Linked DNA regions of Homo sapiens: region 2 is linked to region 1. A link is an interaction called in ENCODE POLR2A ChIA-PET data of the cell type or tissue named here. Cell type or tissue: OCI-LY7. All regions are shown on one strand. Links, peaks and the distances in the headings refer to the core of each region. The heading gives the core; the rest is flanking DNA.

Region 1 (9,959 bases), core at 1,192-9,191:
ATTCTCAGTATCAATTGTATCATGAGCTCCTCTTTGTTTTGTACTTTTGGAGGAGAAAAATAAAAGAGGGATCAGACTCAGTAATCCAATACAAGAACATCCATTCTGAAAGCAAGTCTCTGGGCTACTAAGCTGGCCAAAGCAAATGACCTTGGTTCAAGTCCCACAGGAATAAGTGAGTACTTAAAATAGCCAGGTCACCATCTCATTATTAAACTACTTTTAAGTGTGATTTACTCAAAGACAAGGAATGAAGGAACATGGGCTATTGGCTCGAGTTGGCACCAAGGAGTCTTACTGGCTGTATTCCCAGGTTCAACGTCAGATTTAAATGACGACACTTAGCAACACCATGCCTCAATTTACCTGGCTACTCTTATGGGACTGTTTGAGTTTAATATGAATGTGTATAAGGATTCCTGTTCTAAGTGCAATTTTTTTAAGATTATAATTATATGGCATACATTTGGCTCTCTATCATCTGACTAATGGATGGGAGCTACAACCTTAAAAAGATACTAAATAACGGATAAGAAAAAAGTCTGATATTGAATTCAATTGTGGTGGAAAAAAATATTGGCAATGAAATTACTTTCCTAATTTTGTCTCATTCAGACTAACACTGGTTTACATTTCCTGAGTGCATGCCACCAGGGAAGAAATGCTTTGCCCATGGATAATCTATGGGTACATAATTGAGAACTGACTACTGGCTAGATTCTATGAGGCTGCTCTTCCGGTAAGTTACTGCATATTCTTCATATTCTTGTTCAGAACAGCTCTACACTTTCCTCATTTCCCCTTCATCCATCCCACTCCTATGTCTCATGAAATTCGAACAACTCTTACCCTAGCCTTCTTTTGTGTGTGTCTCTATGTCCCCAGCATCTAGCTAGAAAAGCCTGAGATCCCGGTTCCTCTGTGGACACCAATAGGCAAAGGATTAAAGGATCCTCTGTTCCCAAGGGACCAGCTGGAATTGTTATATTCCCTAAATTAAATGTAAATTTCTGAAAAAATAATTTGTATATATCTTTTGCAACATCTCAGGGGAGCTATTTCCAATCACCTCATGGGGTAATGCTTAACACACAAAACTAAAGTACAAATATATGCAATAAAGCATGAGACAAGGCTTCTCTTTCACACACACACACACACACACACACACACACACACACACACACGCTCCTCTCTCTCTCTCTCCATCCCCAGATCTAAGTTTAAATGTCATGTTCAAAGAGAATGTCTTTGAACTGTTATCTAAATGGGGTCCTGGTACAGTGTTTCTTTAAGACAAACATTAAAACTCACTGTTATCTGTTTACTCCCATATTTATAGTCAGTTGCCCCCAGTGAAACCCCAGATCCTTGAGGGCAAGGATTACTCCTTTCATCTTCACCGGTGTTTCCCCCATAGGCTGGCAACATCCCTGGCACATAACAGATGCTCAATAGAAAAAGGAGAAAGTGAGTGAATGGATAACGAAGATGTATCTGGAAAATCAATTATGATCAATTATAGGGCTTGAAATAAAAGAATTCCGAAATCAAAAGAGTTCCATAAATAATTAAAAAGTTAGCCTTGGACCTAAAGTAGGGTTTCTCAATCTTGACACTCCTAACATTTGAAGTTGGATAAGTCTTTGCTGTGAGCAGCTCTCCTGTGCATTGTAGAGAGTTTAGCAACATCCTTGGCTTCTACCTACTGGATGCTAGCAGCACACTCACCCCCTGCCAGTCAGGACAACTGAAAATATCTCCAGACATTGCCAGATGTCACCTGGTGTGGGAGGGAAGCAAAGTTGCTCTGCTTCCTTCTCAGCTGGGAGCCTCTCATCTAAAGGGTGATGGTGGGATTGGGTATTATTTTGGAAGCCAAGTATTTGCCAACATCACAGTAGACATCATGAAGAAAATGAGATATGTGAGGTAGGGGGCTGTAATATATTTCCTATTCTATTTAAATACTTTTGTAAACCATATTCTTGGAAGCTGAACCTTTCTAGGAGTCTGAGAGGGTAGTGTGTAGCTTTAAGAATGTATCAACATATTAAAATTGTCAAAATATTTTTAGTTATGTGAGGTATTCTATATCTGAAGCCAGGTTTTAATGTTCTTCTTTCCCAAAATTACATACCCCCTTTCTATCTATTTAATAACCCCTCAGGAAGCAAATACTCCAAGTCACCATCTGCAAGTAGGAAATCAATTACTCCTTCTTTGCGACGGGCTGGATGGAACAATGTAAAAAAGGCTATTTTATTCAAGCTTAATACCTAGTTTTCAAAATAGAGATAATAATACCCAACCTCCTGTCCCTCTCATGGCTGAGAAGATGAGAAAATGCTGGCAAAAGTACTTTGTAAACAGTAAAGTGATCTGCAAATATCAGCTAGGTCCTTCTCCGAGATTCCACAGCCCCCATGTACGCTGTCATCAGTATTTATCATGGAGCACTTCAACGTCCAGTTATCCATCTAATCCTGAACCCCTCTGGTGGGGGAGGAGAGTTAGGGGTAAAGTTCTGTCCCTCTCTGTCCCTAGAACTTAGAGCAGTGCCAAGCTGTGTACTGAGACCCAAGCATGAAGTCCACGCATGCAGCAGGCAGAGTAAATTAATTATTGCCTCCATCTGCAGCGGTGTCTGCCAGCATCTACTCCTCTTCCTTGTGGTAATAATACCAGTCTGCACTTGCTCACAGTCATGGCGAGACCATCCATCAACAAGCCTACCTGCCCACGGTCAAAGAGAGGAGGGCCCAGTGACCTAAGACAGATCATTCAGAGTTTTCCAAGAATTTGAATCTTGATCAAAGTGACACAGAGAAAGAAAATGGTTGGAGCCAAGTTGTCCTAACCACAGCACGCTGAAACAATTGCTTTTAAGCTTTTGACACCTAAATCTCCATAGCTACCCTCTCTCCTATCTTTTCTGAGATGTAATGCTTTATCTTTTCCTATGAGCTACCCATGGGTTTCTATTAAGTGTATCCCTGTTAATGTTTATCAGAGCTGGTCTCTGTTGCTGACAACCAAGGAATCCTAACCGAATCCTCACCCCAACCTTCCTTACATGATTTTGTTACTATTTCGTATCCTGCTTACTGTAACAGGAACCATCACTTATTAGACCAGCATAAATTCCATTTTATTATCATTTTAAATGTTATTAAACTAATGACTCAGGATCAAAAAATGTAACATAAAAGCTCTATGATGTACAAAATATTCAGTTGGTACGAAAGTAATTGAAGTTTTGCACCAACAAATTCCCAAATTGTCCTTTGGCACTATACAGATCTATGGAAGTTGGACCAGTTTGATAGACACTATTCTATTCAAGCATCACTCACCCCAAGTAAGAGGTGCAACTTTCCTTCAGAATACAATGAATGGAAATCAATCTTTTTTCTGAGTCTCATTTCCAACTCGACCTGTGTCTTGGCGCACCAAACACTGAAACAACTTTGCATTCTCTGAACATTTTGCTTTATGGATTTTACAACGATGACAGAGGTCTCAGGAGGGTCTAACTTTCTCTATCAATTTAAAAAAACCCTAGACACAAGCTTAACAGAACAAGAGTATTACAATTTTATGTCTTATCCTCCATTTCTTCTAAACAGGAAGGGTGAGTACAGAAGTTCCGTAACTGAAGGGATTGCATCTAAGCCTGGCAATGCCTGTGGCTTAAAGTTTATTTATCTGAAACAAAAACAAAACAAAACAAACACCCTTTTAAAGATCAAAACTATTGTGGCAGTATGGAAAGAGGGCTTGTAAGAGTTATGTAAAAAACTACAAGCTTTTGGACTTGCTGATTTGATAGTTTTGCAACTAAGAATGGAAAATAAGCATTGCTTTTGCAAACTCGCAGGAAAGGATGCGTAATGGAGCACATGGATTATTTCAGGGGATGTGCTAAGACTCCTTTGAATAATCAGCTTATCATTGTAGCTTTTTAGTGAAGGGAACTAAATTCTTCAGCATCCATATAAGTATTTCTTTCTCCTATGACTTTTACAAGGTGGAAAGCTGGTGGGATGAGTAGACTTCAAGATATCCCAGGGTAACTTTCTTAGGATGAAAGCTTTGCCTGTTTTCCCTGGTTCTAATGTCAGAGTTTCTTCCCTGCTTGCTAAGGAAGAGAACCTAGGGAGAGAGTTCTAATTCTTTCTCCATCATGGTGTTACATCCCAGAGGATAAGGAAAACCCACATGTGCGGTACCATCCATAGCCGCAGCCAGCATCTGTGACCTTCTTAAGCCCAGGATCCTTCTGATGTCTCAGTTTGTATAAAGTGAGGGCAAGACATTCTCTAGGGCTAACCAGGTCACATTCATAGGCATAACCCTAAAGCCGGCAGCAGCTAGAAAGCTCCAGATAACTGTACCAGTGACAGCCACAGAGGCCTACCTACCTTGACCACAGTATCAACTTCGGAAAGAATCTGGAGGGATGGAAAGTGCTAGTAACAGAAGAATCAAATTAAAATGCACTTCTATAATAGGTGTGAACTGCTCGGTTCCCAAGGCATCCTTCCCAATGCAAGATGATGTTGACTTTGGGGCGCTAACCCTCCCTATCTGCCAGGAACCTGAGCCAAGGTTTCCTCTGGTCCACACTGCACTTCCCCATCTGAGGCCAGGGAGTGTCCAGACAGCTAAAATAGCTGATCATGTTCAATCGGCCCAGTTTTGCCAGAAACCAATTGGAAAGCACAATCATCTAGAAGAGTTTGCTAGACAGCTCTTTTAAAAAGAGAAAAGAAAAACGAAGCCACCCAAATCCTATGCAGTGTCTGATCCTGGCAGGGCTCCCGATCTGCCTCCTAAATGCCAGGTTTCCCTCCTGCTGCTGCTTCCGCTCTTGCTTGGCAAGGGGGAATATAGGCTTTTGGCAAATGTGCTTTCCAGTTCCCCGAACACAAATAACAGAAAGAAAGACAGACAAGGAAAGAACAGGAAAGGGAAGGAAGAGAAGGAAGTGAAAAATGCAGAATGTAATTCCACATCTCAGCTAACATTTATTTTGCCAACCAAAAGAAGAGAAGGCGAGGGAGGGAGGAGGGGAATAGATTTGAGAGAAGGAGAAAATAGGAGGGGAGGAGGAGAGATGCTGGGTCGGGTGGGGAGAAAAAGGGCAGAGGGAGAAGACAAAGAAAAGCAAAAAGAAAAGGGAAGAGGAGACAAGGGCAGAAGGAAAAACGGAGAGTTTGAAGAGTAAAGCAAATTTCAGGTCTTTTCCGCCTAACGATGGACTTTGTTCGAGATTTGTTTAGAGATGACAGTTGTGTGGTTTATTTTTATTTTGAAGGGTTTACTTTCATCCCTAGAGATGGACCTCTGGGAAGGGTATACCAACGATTCAGCCTCCCTTAAAGCAAGCTCTTCCTTTTAGTCCCAGTACAGGCCAAGTTTTAGGCAAAGAGGCTACCCACTTCCTGTCCAGACCCAGGGCAGCCTCCTTAGGTCAGCAGAGCACAGACTCTCCCTCAGCCACCCTTTGTTCCATGGCCTGCAGAAGGAAGCCCCTAGGTGCACAGAAAGTTCTCTACCCTTTAGCACTCGGCCTTCAAGAGGGGGACCTTCCTGCCAACAAAGCAATCTTATTATTTTTCCAAGCATTTTTCTCCCCTTAATAAATAATGATATTAGGTCTTTGGGGGGTAAAGGGAGAGAACTGCCAAGGAGAGATTTAATTTGCTGTAATCAACCCCTCTTAGCATGCGGAGTCACACAGTATGAGTAAAAGAATTAATCTCTACCAGAAAGAATCGCTTCTTCGGTGTTACGAATCTAATCACTTAGGAGGCTGAGTCGGCATTTTGGGTTTAGACAGGGCTCTCAGGAATCAAAGCCACAAGATCGGGTTTCAAATGCGATCTGAATGGCAGACTCCATTGAATTTGGGGGCCTGCAAACTAAAAAGGAAATGGAATGCAAATAGAGGTGCTAGGCCTCTTCAGACACCTCCATGCTCAAAACGTTTAGGGGACGAACACCTAATTGCGGGCTTTCTGGGCTACCCATGTGAGGTGCTCCCTTCGCGATTCCATTTTCCAGGATGGATTGTCAGGCCTGCCAATCATCTCTGGCTTCCCCATTATACTTGGGAGATGTGTTTGCTCTGTGCACATTGTTTTATAATCCTCAGAGGTGGAATTTCATAGTCCGGCAATGCTTTTGCCTTTGACGTTCTCCTAAGCAGGATTTATTGCTTCCAAACAGATGTGACTTGAATCGATTATGCATTTTAAGCAGTCACTCTCAAGCAGCCTCCAGGTTCTGTGGAACACTTTTTGCCTGACTTCATTCGACTTGCAAGCTGATGTCAGAGTGTTTCATCATCATCTAATACTATTAAGGGCCCTGTGGGTATGGAACTGAGAGGGCTATTATACCAACCAAGTTCAAGGATGTGGTTACTACCCTTGAAAGGCTTACATCCTGCAACACAAAAACCTAAGAGATGCCTATTAATATCACAAAATGCAGACTGAACGAAAGGATGTTCAGATAAGTTATATCTACATTCTATCGGCCTCCCACTCTTGATGAACTTAGTGTATGAAAATGAGTACAATCATTTGTCTTTGGAATTGAGAGAAGAAGCAGTGTTAAAGCACAGATGGAAAATAAGTGAATTAGCCCCCGAAATGCCCAATAAAGAGTCTTTTTTTAAAAATGACATATTTTTACGTGTCTACTTCAAAACTCAAAATCACATATCATCCCTGGCCATCCCCAAAACGTTGGGATTCCTTGGCATTTTATAAGCTTGGCAACACTCATCTGAGACACTAGCAGGATACAGGACTGGGGTTAGCAGGTGACATGATCCCAATTGACTTCAGCAAGGAACGGAGGATCATAACCAAAACACTGTTTCAAAAAGTTAGCGGTTTTAGAAGAAAACCAATCAGAGTGGTATACTAAACTCATCACAACCCACTTCATCCTTTGTTAGTTTAAAAGACAGAAGCAAGGAATCTTGGAATGTTAGGAGGCAAAAGAAACAATGGGGTTTCCACATGACGTTTCTACCTGACCCAGGTAGACACCTACCTTCAGGAAAGAGGAAGAAGATGTAACCCACCTTCCTTTTTAGCATATGACTTAGGAGAATATCCACCATATCCCACTCCATTTTATCTGGCCATTTAAAGGAGAACATTCTAGCAGTCATCGATTTGGGATCAGGAGAAAATATGATAAGAAAATATTCCTACACGATGACTACACGATAGGGGATATTTTAATCTCCTTAAATAAAAAAGGGAAAATTCATTGTCAACACCACAAAGGATGAAGGCTCTCTAATGAATTAGGCACTCGGTGGGAGCAAACATTTCCGGAATATGAAACATTTTTGAAATCCAGTTCTAGGCACTAGTAAGCTCGGATGTGAAGGAGAAGAAAAATATGCACTTTTTTCAGTACCTTAGGTTTTGCAAACTGGAGTTTACACACAATGCCTTTTGGGATTCATTTAGGCAGTTCCCTTGGCTGAGGTGCTGGCTACAGGATTGGGACCAGGCATTTCGAGGAAAGCTAATCCTTTCAAGAACAATTTGCTCTCTTTTATTCAGTAAATTCTTCTAAATTTCCCTTTTTTCTGAGTTTCAAAATTGGCTGTCATAGCTTCAGAATCCTTCCTTTTTCCACCAGACAGGCTGGGGGAGAGAGGAGAAGCTGAATGGGCTGTTTATAATGAAGGAGAGCAGGAGAACCGTGAATAGGAATGAAAGGCTTTGCATAATTTGGGCCATCTCAACAGAGGGCCTCAAAAATCCCATGGGGCGGCTTCAGGCATTGACAGGTGAGACAGGCACAAAGGCACAGCCAGTTAAAGCCGTATTGGTACAAGACCCGGGCTTCGGGATTGATTTTAAAAATAAAACATAAACCACTACCAGCGTAGAAACAAAAGCAAAGAAACCACAGTTCAAAATCTCTGCTACAGAGCGGAATGAAAGAAACCACCAACCATTCTGACCTCAGCAATGCTGAACAGAAAACAAGCTCAGGAAGAAATCCCCGGGGCAAATGAACACAAAAATCACCAAACCCACAGAACATTTCCTGAAACATTTCCCGACACTGAAGAGGTAGGAATGACAATTAGATCTAGCTCAGTTTGGCTTCCCTAACACAGAAAACTATCAATTCTCTTAAAACACTTGGTGTTTGTCTATCAACACGTCTGAAGAGACCCACCAACAAAGCCAGAAGGAGTAGATAACTTTTAAATATTTCGATAAAATAGTACACAAGGAGACACCTTGAATAACATCTCAACAATAGCCTACAATGAGCTAAATACCTTCCTCAATAAATTCAGCGCTAGCAAAACCAGTGCTGATGTACTTACTGGGGCGGGGCGGGAGGAGTACAGCAAATGCACCAAAATATTCATTAGTTACTTATGCTGTTTGGGACAAGTATTTGCTCTACTCCAAAGCCTTTGCCAGCTATGATGCCTGCCAAGTTTGTATGTAAATGGATTTTCACTTTTCCAAGGCTAATGGGAGATCTGTTAAATTCTCAGAGACAACAAATATACTGTTCTTAAGCTGTATTACTTTGACTTTTTAAAAAGCTATTTTAATACTAAATTCCAAATAAGATCTAATCAGAAATCCAATACTCAACATATCCAATCTGTTATATCAGAAAAACAGGTTTCAATAGGTGTGGTAGTTGAACATTTTTGGACAGCTTATGCCAAAAAGAAAAAAAGATTCCACCTTCTCCATAGAGAATTTCTGTATTGATCTTTGTACCTGAGCATCCATTAAGAGGTGCCTCATCAATATCATGGAACTCTTCAGAGTCTCCTTCTCAGTGGGTAGAAAAGGGTCTTTGTCCTCCTCCAGTGCCTTCGACTTGGTGACAATAAAATGGGAAATCTGGTCATTGAGGGTGTGCAATGATTGCACAGCTGTGGAAAGAAAAAGAAGGAAAAGTAGAGTCACAACTGGTAACTTTCAAAGAGAAATTGACTAGCCATTTTGAAGAGAAAAGTAAGGGTGTACATACAAGGTCTAAGCCAGGCATGTATCAAGAACTTGACACATCTATAAATTCCATTAACAAACATGTTCAGTAACTAACAAACACTTATTGAACACCATTCAAATGCCAAGCCTACATAGAGTGCTTGGGGATACACTTGTGAGCAAAGCCTGACATGGTACCTACCTTCATGGAGTATCTAGTCCTGTTGCAGAAACTTAAAAAAAAAAATCAAGGTGTTAAATAGATACATGAATATGACTTTGTGGTAAGTGTTTATAAACTGCAGAAATTAACGGGGCATGAGAGGACAGCCCTAGACTAGATTTACATTTATGGTAATACAGTTGGCTATTGTACCTCTAAGCAGATGGCCTCTGTCATTAAATTTTATGAAGGGACAGTGGCCATGTTTTCCAATCAGTGCCACATGTGGGCTGAAAGGATTATTATTTCTCTATAATTCCCATAGCACTTACCATCTGATGTGTTATAGATTTTAAGATTTTACTTATTATGGTTGCTGCCTCTTTCTCTATTTTCTCTACAATGGACTTGATCACAGCAGAGAGGCTTCTTTTAATCTCTTTGCTTACTGTCATCTCCCCAAAAACTAGAACAGCACCTAGCAAATGGAAGGTGCTTAATAAATACTGTTGAATTAATTCCTTACATCTCTGTGAATTAATATTTCTTTCCTCATGGAATTTCTATCATTTTCAGGTAAATCTATCCTTTCAAACCCCAAATAAGTAAATTCTAGGCATTCTCCATAAAGCCACTGCATTTGCCACAATTATGAAAAGAAAAATGTCATTATCAAGGAGCCAGTATACAATAGAGGGACTTTGAAGACTTCTGGCTTTGGCCATGAGGGTCCAGATTATCCTCTTGCTGTAAATAACTATAAAACTGAACACTATGTTAGAATCAACTAT
Region 2 (9,959 bases), core at 1,121-9,120, 120 kb before region 1:
CTTTCCCTTGCCGCCCGTTGCTCCAACCCCATCCAATGCCATTGGCAAGTCCTGATAGCTGTACCTCCAAAATATTATTATCTCTTCCTGCTGCTTCATCCCTTGTCTAGTAACACCAGCTCTTGCCTAAAGAACAACAGCTGCTTTCTCTCTGGTCTTCCTGCTTTGAACTTGACTTGTGTCCCTGCAGAATTTTTTTTTTTTAATATAAATCAGGCCAGGTGCAGTCGTTCATGCCTGTAATCTAGCACTTTGGGAGGCCAAGGTGGGAGGATCCTTTGAGCCCAGGAGTTCAATACCAGCCTGGGGAACATAGAAAAACCCCATCTCTACACAATTTTTTTTAAGAAAGTTAACTGGGCATGAGCCTAGTGGTGTGTGCCTGTGGTCCCTGCTACTTAGGAGGCTGATGCAGGAGGATTACCTGAGCCTGGGAGGTGGAGGCCACAGTGAGCTGTGATCACACCACTGCACTCCACCTGGGCCACAGAGTGAGACCTGGTCTCAACTGAAAACAAAAAAATCAATTAATGCCATCTTCAGTGGATTCCTGTAGCATTAGAATCAAATCCAAATTCCTCCCTGTGGCCTCCAAGGCCCCTGTAATCTGGTCCTGGCCACTGCTGTGACCTCCTCCCATTCCACTCTGTCTCTGGTCACTTCACGCTGGACACTGAGGTCCTCTGCTGTAGTAACTGAAAAAATATCCATATCTCATTTACCTACAATTCCCCAACAGCATCCTGTGTGGTGCCTTATACCTAGTAAATATAAATCAATTTTTATTAATTGATAATTCTCTGACTTAAAATTGAAGTTTTAGATAAATGGGTGGCATCTGACAAAAATCTAACCATCAATTTTTTTTAAAAGGGTTGCTTATCCTGTTGCAATTTTGGGATATCCCATTTCTTCTTCTAGCCTAAATTCCAGTTATTGTTCTGAGATTCCTGAAACTTTCAGGCAGCTGCCATTTGGAAAAATAAATGCCCAAATCAGGCAAACCTACAGGTGGCATTGCTCTAGGAAAAATGAGGAGGCTTAATTAGCAATGAGACTCCACACATTTTGACTGGGCCAAAAATATCAGGCTGCCAATTTTTCATTAATTCTTGTTAAACACATTCGTGCCCTTTGAGGACTGCATGTATTTGATGAACTGGCTTCCAAATCTAATAACAATTTGCTCGTCTTTAGAGCTGCACCCTGGAAATAATCTGACAGACCAGGAAATCATACACAACAGGCAAACAGGAAAATATCAAAGAAATTGGTAACCACTGACCTTCACCCATACTGATGACTGAATGCTTATGAGGCACGAGGTTCTAGTCTATGCGTATTAGTTCATTCAGGTCTCAGAAAATGCTAAGAGGTAGGTACTCTATCATCTCCATTTTGCAGGCAAGGAAACAGGCACAGAGAGGTTGGGTATGTTGCCCAAGGTCACACAGCCAGTACTTGGCAGATCCAGGATTTACACCAGGCAGTACAATTTCAGTACCTACACTTGCAACTGCTACTCTATAACATTTTGCAATTTTTAATTTTGATATAACTGAAATTCCAGAAAAAATACAAGAATTGTTCATGAAACTTCTATATAACTTTTACCCAGATCCACCTGTTTTTACTTTGCTGTATTATTCTTTGCATATATTTTACATAGATATGCATATTTTGTTTTCCTGACCCAATTAAGTTGGAGACCTTGTGCCCACATAACCCTAAATATTGCAGTATGCATTTCCTAATATATTCTCCTATATAATCTCAATAGTTATCAAAAATCAGAAAATTTAACATTTTCATAACAATACTATCTAACTCACAGTCCATATTCAAATTTCATCAATTGTCCTAATAATGTTCTATATAGCTATTTTTTTTCCCCTGGTTCAGGATGCAACCTGAAAGTACACATTGCAATTAATTGTCTTTAATCCAGAGCCTTTAGTCTCTTTTAATCTGGAGCAATTCCTTTGTCTTTCTTTGTGTTTCCTGAACTTGATAATTTTTAAAGAACACAGGCCAGTTTTCTGTGACATGTTCTTAATGTTTTCTCATGATTGTGTTCAAGTTACACATTTTTGGCAGGAAGACCAGAATGATGTTGTATCCTCAGCGCATCACAGTAGGAGACATGAGATGTTCTGTTGTCCCAATATTGATGATGTTGGCTTTGATCATTTGGTCAAGATTGTATTTGGCAGTTTGCTTCGATGCAAAGTTACTATTTCTTCATTTGTAGTTAATAAATGATTTGTAGGGAGTGGAACTCTGTATCCACTCTATTTCTCATCAAACATTCACTCCCTACTTTCAGCATCCTGTGGTTGCGACCCACTACGCGTTACTGCCTCTTTGTATATGAGGGCTTGTTTTCCAACTCAAAGGTGAGAAGCATTGCTCAGATGGAGACTCTGTCTTGGGCAGCTATAAACAGAAGTGTCCCACAAAGATCAACAGCACTGTCTTTGGGGTTACATAGGCTAGAGTTCAAGTTCTGGTACTAGCATAGATAATGGTCTTGGAGGAAGTCCCTTAACCTCTTTGAGTTTCAGTTTCCACGTCTGTAAAGGAGGACAATGATAGTATCTCCTTCCACAGAGTTGTAGCATAGGTGTAGACATGACCTAATGTAGACAGTGTCTGGACCATAGAAGTGTCCACCATAGCTGTGTGATTATCATGAAAGGGAGAAGCAACCCAAAACATCAGGGCTGAAACGACTTTATAATTAGCCAATAAGTTCATGCCAGTTCTTGAGTGTCTAGGATGCCACTGGGAGGGTGTGAAAAATGGTGGGGAAGCACATGGGTGAATAAGTCATGCCCAAGGCAGAGTGGACTGTTATCTTAGACAGGTGCAGAGGGTGTCAGGTGTGGGAAAGAAGTGATTCATTTCAACAGGTGATCAGGCAGGACTTCACGAGGAGGCAGTGGCATATGAACTTGTGGGACCACGAAGGGTCAACATCACTTTATGAAATCCCCCTCTGTGTACTCTGCTTTCTGCTGGGTGCTTTAGGGGTTGACTGAATGTAAATGAGATTAGCAGATCCCAGAGAACAAATGAATGGGAACCACTGGTAGAATTGGACGTCACTCATGACATCAAATAAAATGGAAAGATTGGGGACACGAAGATCAAATTTTGTTATTTTTCACACCTAAGCCTCTGATAGGAGCCAAATGCCTGAAGAACAAATCTTATCTTGTCTTTTAAAGAATGAACTTTGATTGTGAAGGCGTCTCTGTAGGTAGAGCCCAGGAACTTTGAGATGCTGCTGGTTTGGAGCTAAATTTGGCAACTTCTAGGCCCTGTCTGGGCAGAGCTAATCCCACCAGCTCACCCATCACCTCATGGTCTGCGATTGGCTGCTCATTATTCTGAACACCCTGGGCTATGTCCTGTCACCTGTGGTCAGGGGTTGGGGCCTGGTTCACATCATGGTAGAGCAGAAGGTATTGCCTTTCAAGAAGTAGCCCAGCACTGCTGACTTTCACAGCAAGGACTGGGTAGTTTTTCATAGCAGAGTCTTATGACTGTCCAGGCCCAGATAGGTTAGAATCAGGAAAGAGCAAAGGGAGAGAAAGCCCACTCCACCCTGAGTTCATGTCCTTTCTACTGAATCATCCCTCTCCATAGTTTCTAAGTGGCCTGTTGGAGAGGCTGTGAGTCTGTCACATTGGCCCTGAGTGGTAAGGATCACAAAGCAATGGCCAATTGCATTTGAGCTCATGCGTGGTCCACGGACCTTCAGAGTCAACCCCAATACATTGGCCTTTACCAAATACCCTTTCAGAGAGCACATCAGGGGAGCAATTGCAGAAAGAGATAGAGAAATATGGGGATTTAATTTTTTCACAAAGCACTTTTGCCCAAGCTGTGCTAATGTTCTCCAGTGAAATACTTTTCAAAACAATCCACCAAAAAATGCGACAACACATTCCATTAACGATGTCTGCCTTCATCTCACCCAGGGCCACAACAGCCAGCCAAGCAATTTAATGTCTTCCAACAAAAATTGTTTCCTCCCTGGACTGGGGAGGAGGCTCAGTGATCAGACAGGAAAGATGAGAGTGCTTTCCAGAGGGAAGGACAAGGTTCGTGTTTTCTAAACTCTCATGGGGTTTCCAGAAGCATCAAGAGCTTCTCTACCCAATCCTGTTAACATCAGAGCCCCTACCTGCCAAACCTAAGGTGCTTCTGATGCATTTTTCTTAGAGCAGAGCAAACATATGTGAGCCATAATCGTAGAAGCAAAGGAGATTAAATGCCTTGCCTCTTACCATAGATTATAAGCCTGTTAAAAACAGACCTGAGGCCTGTTCATCTTTATAATCCTGGTTCTTAGCGATACCCTGCCATCCAAATGATCAGTGAAAGTGTCATGAATTAAAAAAAAAGAAAACAAAAAAAAAAGGGAGAGCAGACTTCCCTTATGTCATTCCCCAGAATTCAGATAGCCATATGCCCTAGATTAACTGGGGTAATCTTGAGTTCAGATCTTTCCTTTCCCTGTCTTCAGAATTAATATTGTCTTGACAGCTGATGCATCCTGTATTTTGGTTCAGCAAATGGGCATGTTTGATCTTGACTGCAGGATCGTATTTGCTTGTTTTTTTTCCAACCTTTTCTGGGGTCACAGACCTCTTTGCAAATCTGGTGAGAACTAGGGATCTTCACTCCCTAAAAATGCAAGTGTATACATGTTCAAATGTTTGAATTCAATTTTAGGAAGTTGTCAGGCCCTCTAAAATATCCTTAAATTCCAAGATATAATCTGCTTCTGTAGGGTTGATATCATGGCTTGCATTTTATTCCTCCAACAGTGAAAGCAGATTCTGCTTTCGACATGGGTTTAACTGAGTTGGACAAGGTGGGAGAGACGATGGCAGTCTTTTCCTCAGCTGACTATTTTCTAGCTAGGAATGCTGAATTCAACCCAGGTTACAAAACCGTAGCTGATGCAGAGGAATGAAAATGCAGCAGACATATCCTTTCTAAAATTTAGGGATGTGTGAGTATGTGGAAAAGCAGAGGAGACAAGTTGTATTATTAATTTTTTAAAATGAGAATCCTTTTCTCAAAGGCCCATAGATCTATCTTCTTATTTAAAATTAAAAAAAAAAAAAAACTAGCTTTGGCTGCAGAGCAATCATGCTTCTTAAGGCTTCTAAAAGAATGTTCTGATGAAAGACGACACAGTCCTAGGGCTTCATCAACATCCACAGCTGACATCTCTGTTATGAGTTCCAGGAGCTCGGTGAACTGTTCAAGAATGAACGGAAAATGCAAAAGTAAATTATGTCATGCCTTAAGACTGTGGTGTGGTAATGCCACATGTACTAGAAAAGAGATTTCGAGTGGTTATACGAAACTCAGATGTACCCCTGGGAATGCATTTGAAGCTCACCGGTTTCAGAAGCCTGCTGGATCATTGGAAATGCATTGAAATGAATTCATTGTCCATGTGTTTATGGATGACTTCTGAAAGAAAAATAGCAATGTTTGACATAAGGCCAAGAAATAGACCAAACTTCCTCAGAACGGAATGTGATTTTAGCAAGCTTCCAAAATTCCAGTTGCTCATTGAAGCTTAGTGAAGATAGTCAGACCTCGTGGGATGGAAATAGAGGCTGAACAGCACACAGAGATGCAGAGCCATCCTGTGAATATTTTGGTCTAAGCTGGGGTAAGTCCTTTTCTCAAGGTCCTGACCAGGTCCTTAGGAATATGCTGAGCTTAAAACCCTTCCCTTTAAGTTTTTGAATCTCAAAGAAAAGTGTCCTTTGGAGATGTTGGATGAAAGTTGAACATCGGTAGGTGAAACTCTTTGAGCACTTTGCAAACTACTGCAGCCAGACAGCTCTTTGCATGAATTCTGAACTGAAGAATGTCATTCAAATTCTTCTGGGCCCATTTTCTACCACTCCAAAAGGAAATGCCCAGAGGAAGGGAAGCCTTGGGAAAACAGAAATATTAGGAGGAAGCTGTGATTTCCAAATGGCAAGACAGCCCCACCATCAATACTTGAAGTTGGTAAGGTAAGAGCTATTTAGCAGAGTCTAAAACAAGCTCGCTAACATTTTGAGAGTCGGGTATACTCTGGAGGAAGGGTTGTTTATTGAACATTCTCCTTGTCTCTTGAGATAAATGACGCACTGGAGAGAATGAGGATTTGAGGAGTTTATTGCTTATATTTGCATTGAAGAGACCAGAGTCAGATAAATGGAAAAGAGAATAATGCAAGACTTGTGGATGTTGGATTCATAAAAAAGAAAGCAAATGAAAGCTGGAGATGCCTAAAAAAGACTTCTTATATGCCATGAGAGATAAGGTAATCTTGAAGGATGGACAGAGTTTGGATAGGCATAAATGGGAAGGGAGAATGATGTAAGCAAAGATGAGCCTTGTTCATTCTGGGACCAACTTGGAGGACATTTGAGAGCCTGGAGGACATATGAGGGTCAGGGTTCATACTTTGTTGTGTATCAGAATGATGACCTAGACAGCCTCTTAAAAGTGCAGATTCCCGTCTGGGCGCAGTGGCTCACGCCTGTAATCCCAGCACTTTGGGAGGCTGAGGTGGGCAGATCCGAGGTCAGGAGATTGAGACTGTCCTGGTTAACACGGTGAAACCCAGTCTCTTCTAAAAATACAAAAAAATTAGCCGGGTGTGGTGGCAGGCACATCTAGTCCCAGCTACTCAGGAGGGTGAGGCATGAGAATCACTTGAACCTGGGAGGTGGAGGTTGCAGTGAGCCAAGATCTCACCACGGCACTCCATCCTGGGCAACAGAGTGAGACACACCTTTGTAGACTCTGATTTCATGGGTCAAGGCTTGGGCTCAGAGATCTGCATTTCTAACAAGCGAGCCAGATGATTTTGACACAGCTAGTCCATAGACCACACTTTGTGAAACACCGACGTCTACTTCCTCTTGGCTTCTTTGTTTAATCATTAAAAGCACCAAGCAGGGATAGGGTCCTAAGAAGGTTGAGTCTAGAACTTGAAGAAAAATGTACCTTCAAGAGCTAAAGCAAGATGGGATGTGAAAAGCCAGGACACACAGGCAAAGACATAACAAAAATGCAGTGAGCTAATATCACATTCAATCTTGTTCCCACCTTGCTGCAGCCTCCACCCAGGTAACCCCAACCAGTTCCAGGCTAACACTGAACCCCATCAAACCATCCTTCTTACAACTCACGTCGCTCAACCTTAAACAAAACAAGGCAAGGGGAGAGGTGGCTCGTGGTGATCAAGAAGTAAGATACAATTTTACCTTTGGTTTCTATAGATTTATGACCTATATGACCTTCCCCATAAAAGCACCTATGAGTAGCTGTCTTTTGCCTTTTTTGGAGATCATAGACTGTTTTGAAAATATGATAAAACCTCTGATCCCTCTTCCTAGATCATTGTATATGGACACTTGTACACACCATTTGCCATGTAATTTCATGGAGTCCAACAAAAATGATCAGCTAACACATTCTTGTTACACCTGGAATCTAACCTTTATTCTTAGAGTTTCCTGAATGTTAGACAATTTCATCCACTCAACCTCTGGGCAGGATACATGTCTGTTTCAGTGTTATTGACACATATCTCGACTCATCTTTGAGATTCCATGTGTATTGTCTTCTGAGGAAATATTCAGAAACCCCCACTTGAGACACCTACTTGCCTGTTCACTTGGGCTCACTTCTTCACGTCCTTTGGTGCAAGATGGGAGAGGCTATACCTGCTTCCACATTATGTTCTGCGTTGATTTGAGAAAAAGTGACAACTTCATTATAGATCTGTCTGTTCTCTCCAACTCTTTGCTATGACTCAAGGGACTGCAGCTCCCAAACTTGTCATTCATTACAACCATAGCATTTAGTTGGAAAGGTTTCAGAGGAAGCTGTCAGTTCGGAAATAGAGAAAGATATTATCAATAAAAATTGGTCCTTGTTTTTCCCTATGCATCTTCCATTTTTTCCACACATTTATCCAGGTACCCATCATGTATCCAAGTGCCAGATCTTGCACTAGGTAGGTGGAAATAGTGAAGAGGAAAACCTCAGTTAGACCTTAGAGTCCAATTGGGAGCGGTAGATATTAAATAAGTATAAAAGTAACTAAAATGATTACAGATGCTACAAAGGGAAAACAAGGTGATGTGATAGGAAGGAAGCGATGCAGGGGTCCTGCCTTTGGTAGAGTAGTCAAGGAAGGCCTCTCGGAGGAGGTGACTTTTGAGCCCAAGACCTGGAAGATGAGAATGGGCCAGTAGGGAAAGGAAGGAGTACCTTGCACTTGACAAATCCTCCACAGCTAGGACCTGCCTCCCGTGAATGCCTGCCAAATGTCTTCTATATAGAACAGGCTGGGGCAGTCATGATCAGAAGAGTTTTCTGTGTTTAATGCATGCTTCCTGCTGCTGGCATATGTCTTCCCTCATCTGCTGACAGGCTTGTGAAGCCTCAAGCCAAATTTCCCAACAGGCAGAGCCGCCTTGTCAAAGAGGAAGGCGGGTGCCAGCGCCTCACATGAATCACAAGATCAGACAGATCCCTGTAGTGGCAGGCTGGGGTACATTCAGAAGGGGTGTGTCTACACTACCCCGGTGGCTTGCCTTTGAGAGCAGCCAAAGTCAATCCCATCATGCAAACCTGTAGATGATTTTCCCCAGCCGATGGGACTGGGGAGTTAGAGGAAGGAATCCGCAGGTTTGAAGAAGGGAGAGCCACACTTGTACAGGGCCTTTGGGCCAGAGAACAGTCAGGATCAAACTCTCCTCTACCGTGTCTGACTCGCAGATGCCATTGTCATCAGATAGAGCAAATGCAACCGGGTATGTGAATTCCAAGGAGTGTCTTCTTGGCTGCTGTCAACCTCCTGGGTAGAATGCTAAGCCCAGCTTTGTGAATTCCCTATGGTCTGGGTGTGTAACTCCCTAGGTTCACTGGGCCATGAGGCTGAGTTTTCCATACAAGACATTTCTGTGGAATCTCTTGGTTCAGGCTTCATTGTTCCAACATGTGGATTTCACCAATCCTTGCCAAGGCTGAGTCTGACATAGGTATAAATGTGGTTTCTTTCCCAAGACTCTGAGAGCCACAAGCTTGCAGAATTCAGGCTAGGTCTCTAGCAGGGGACACACCTCCACACCCAAGTTCCACAATGACTCTACCCTATACCTACCCCTTGGTTCACAGGACAGATGGTGTTCACAGGTAGGATACGTCCTAGGGATGCACTCAGAGTCTGATGATACGCCAAACTGATTTGTAGGGGAGAAATCCCTTTTGGTTCCTCGGAAAAAGTGTTGCCAGATCTGGTGACTGAGCCACCTGCATATAAACCTAACCTGTCTGCCTTTCTCTGTTAACATGGCCACTATCTCAGTCAGGCCATTGTGTCTCATGTGCAGTGTGCTTCCTAACCTGTCTGTTTCCATTTTTGCACGCTTTTGATTGATTTTCCTCTGTGCAGCTAGAGGGACCTTTTGAAAGTATGTTTCAGATCATGTTGCTCTACTGCCTAAAATCCGGCTGAGCACAGTGGCTCATGCCTGTAATCTCAGTACTTTGGGAGGCTGAGGCAGGAGGATCCCTTGAGCCCAAGAGTTTGAGACCAGCCTGGCTGGGCAACATAGGGAGACCTCATCTCTACAGAAAATTCAACAATTAGCAGGGCATGGTAGTGAGCACCTGTGGTCCCAGTTCCTTGGGAGGCTGATGTGGGAGGATCACTTGAGCCCAGGAGGTCAAGGCTGCAGTGAGCCGTAATTATGTAAGACTCTGTCTTAAAAAAAAATAAATAAATTCTTCCATAGCTGCCCATTAAACTTGGAATAAAGCCCCAAATGCTAACGAGGCTCCGAGTCCCTGCAGGATCCTGTCCTAGGGTGCTTCCCATATCCTGCTCTCCTCCTTCCTCAACACACTCCAAACATATG

Evidence for each region. Peaks named below come from ENCODE experiments on the same cell type or tissue, not always from the same donor. Only the 100,000 strongest peaks of a DNase experiment are listed, where the experiment ranks them.
Region 2: POLR2A ChIA-PET joins it to region 1 with 21 read pairs; 2 of 35 experiments call an interaction of 5 or more read pairs at or near these places.

Annotation. Positions count from the first base shown.
Region 1 is chr1:14,179,423-14,189,381 of GRCh38, reverse strand. It overlaps a transcript of KAZN not described here. Among named protein-coding and RNA genes, the nearest start is that of KAZN-AS1, 240 kb to the left of the region's middle. In OCI-LY7, for the core only: no CTCF peak of the experiment used is centred there; a DNase peak (open chromatin) is centred at 6,401; H3K4me3 peaks cover 932 bases; H3K27ac peaks cover 458 bases.
Region 2 is chr1:14,300,127-14,310,085 of GRCh38, reverse strand. LOC124903847 (a long non-coding RNA gene) reads right to left here. Exons shown (of 3, transcript XR_007065475.1): 3 at 1-9,959. It also overlaps a transcript of KAZN not described here. Among named protein-coding and RNA genes, the nearest start is that of KAZN-AS1, 110 kb to the left of the region's middle. In OCI-LY7, for the core only: no CTCF peak of the experiment used is centred there; a DNase peak (open chromatin) is centred at 5,303.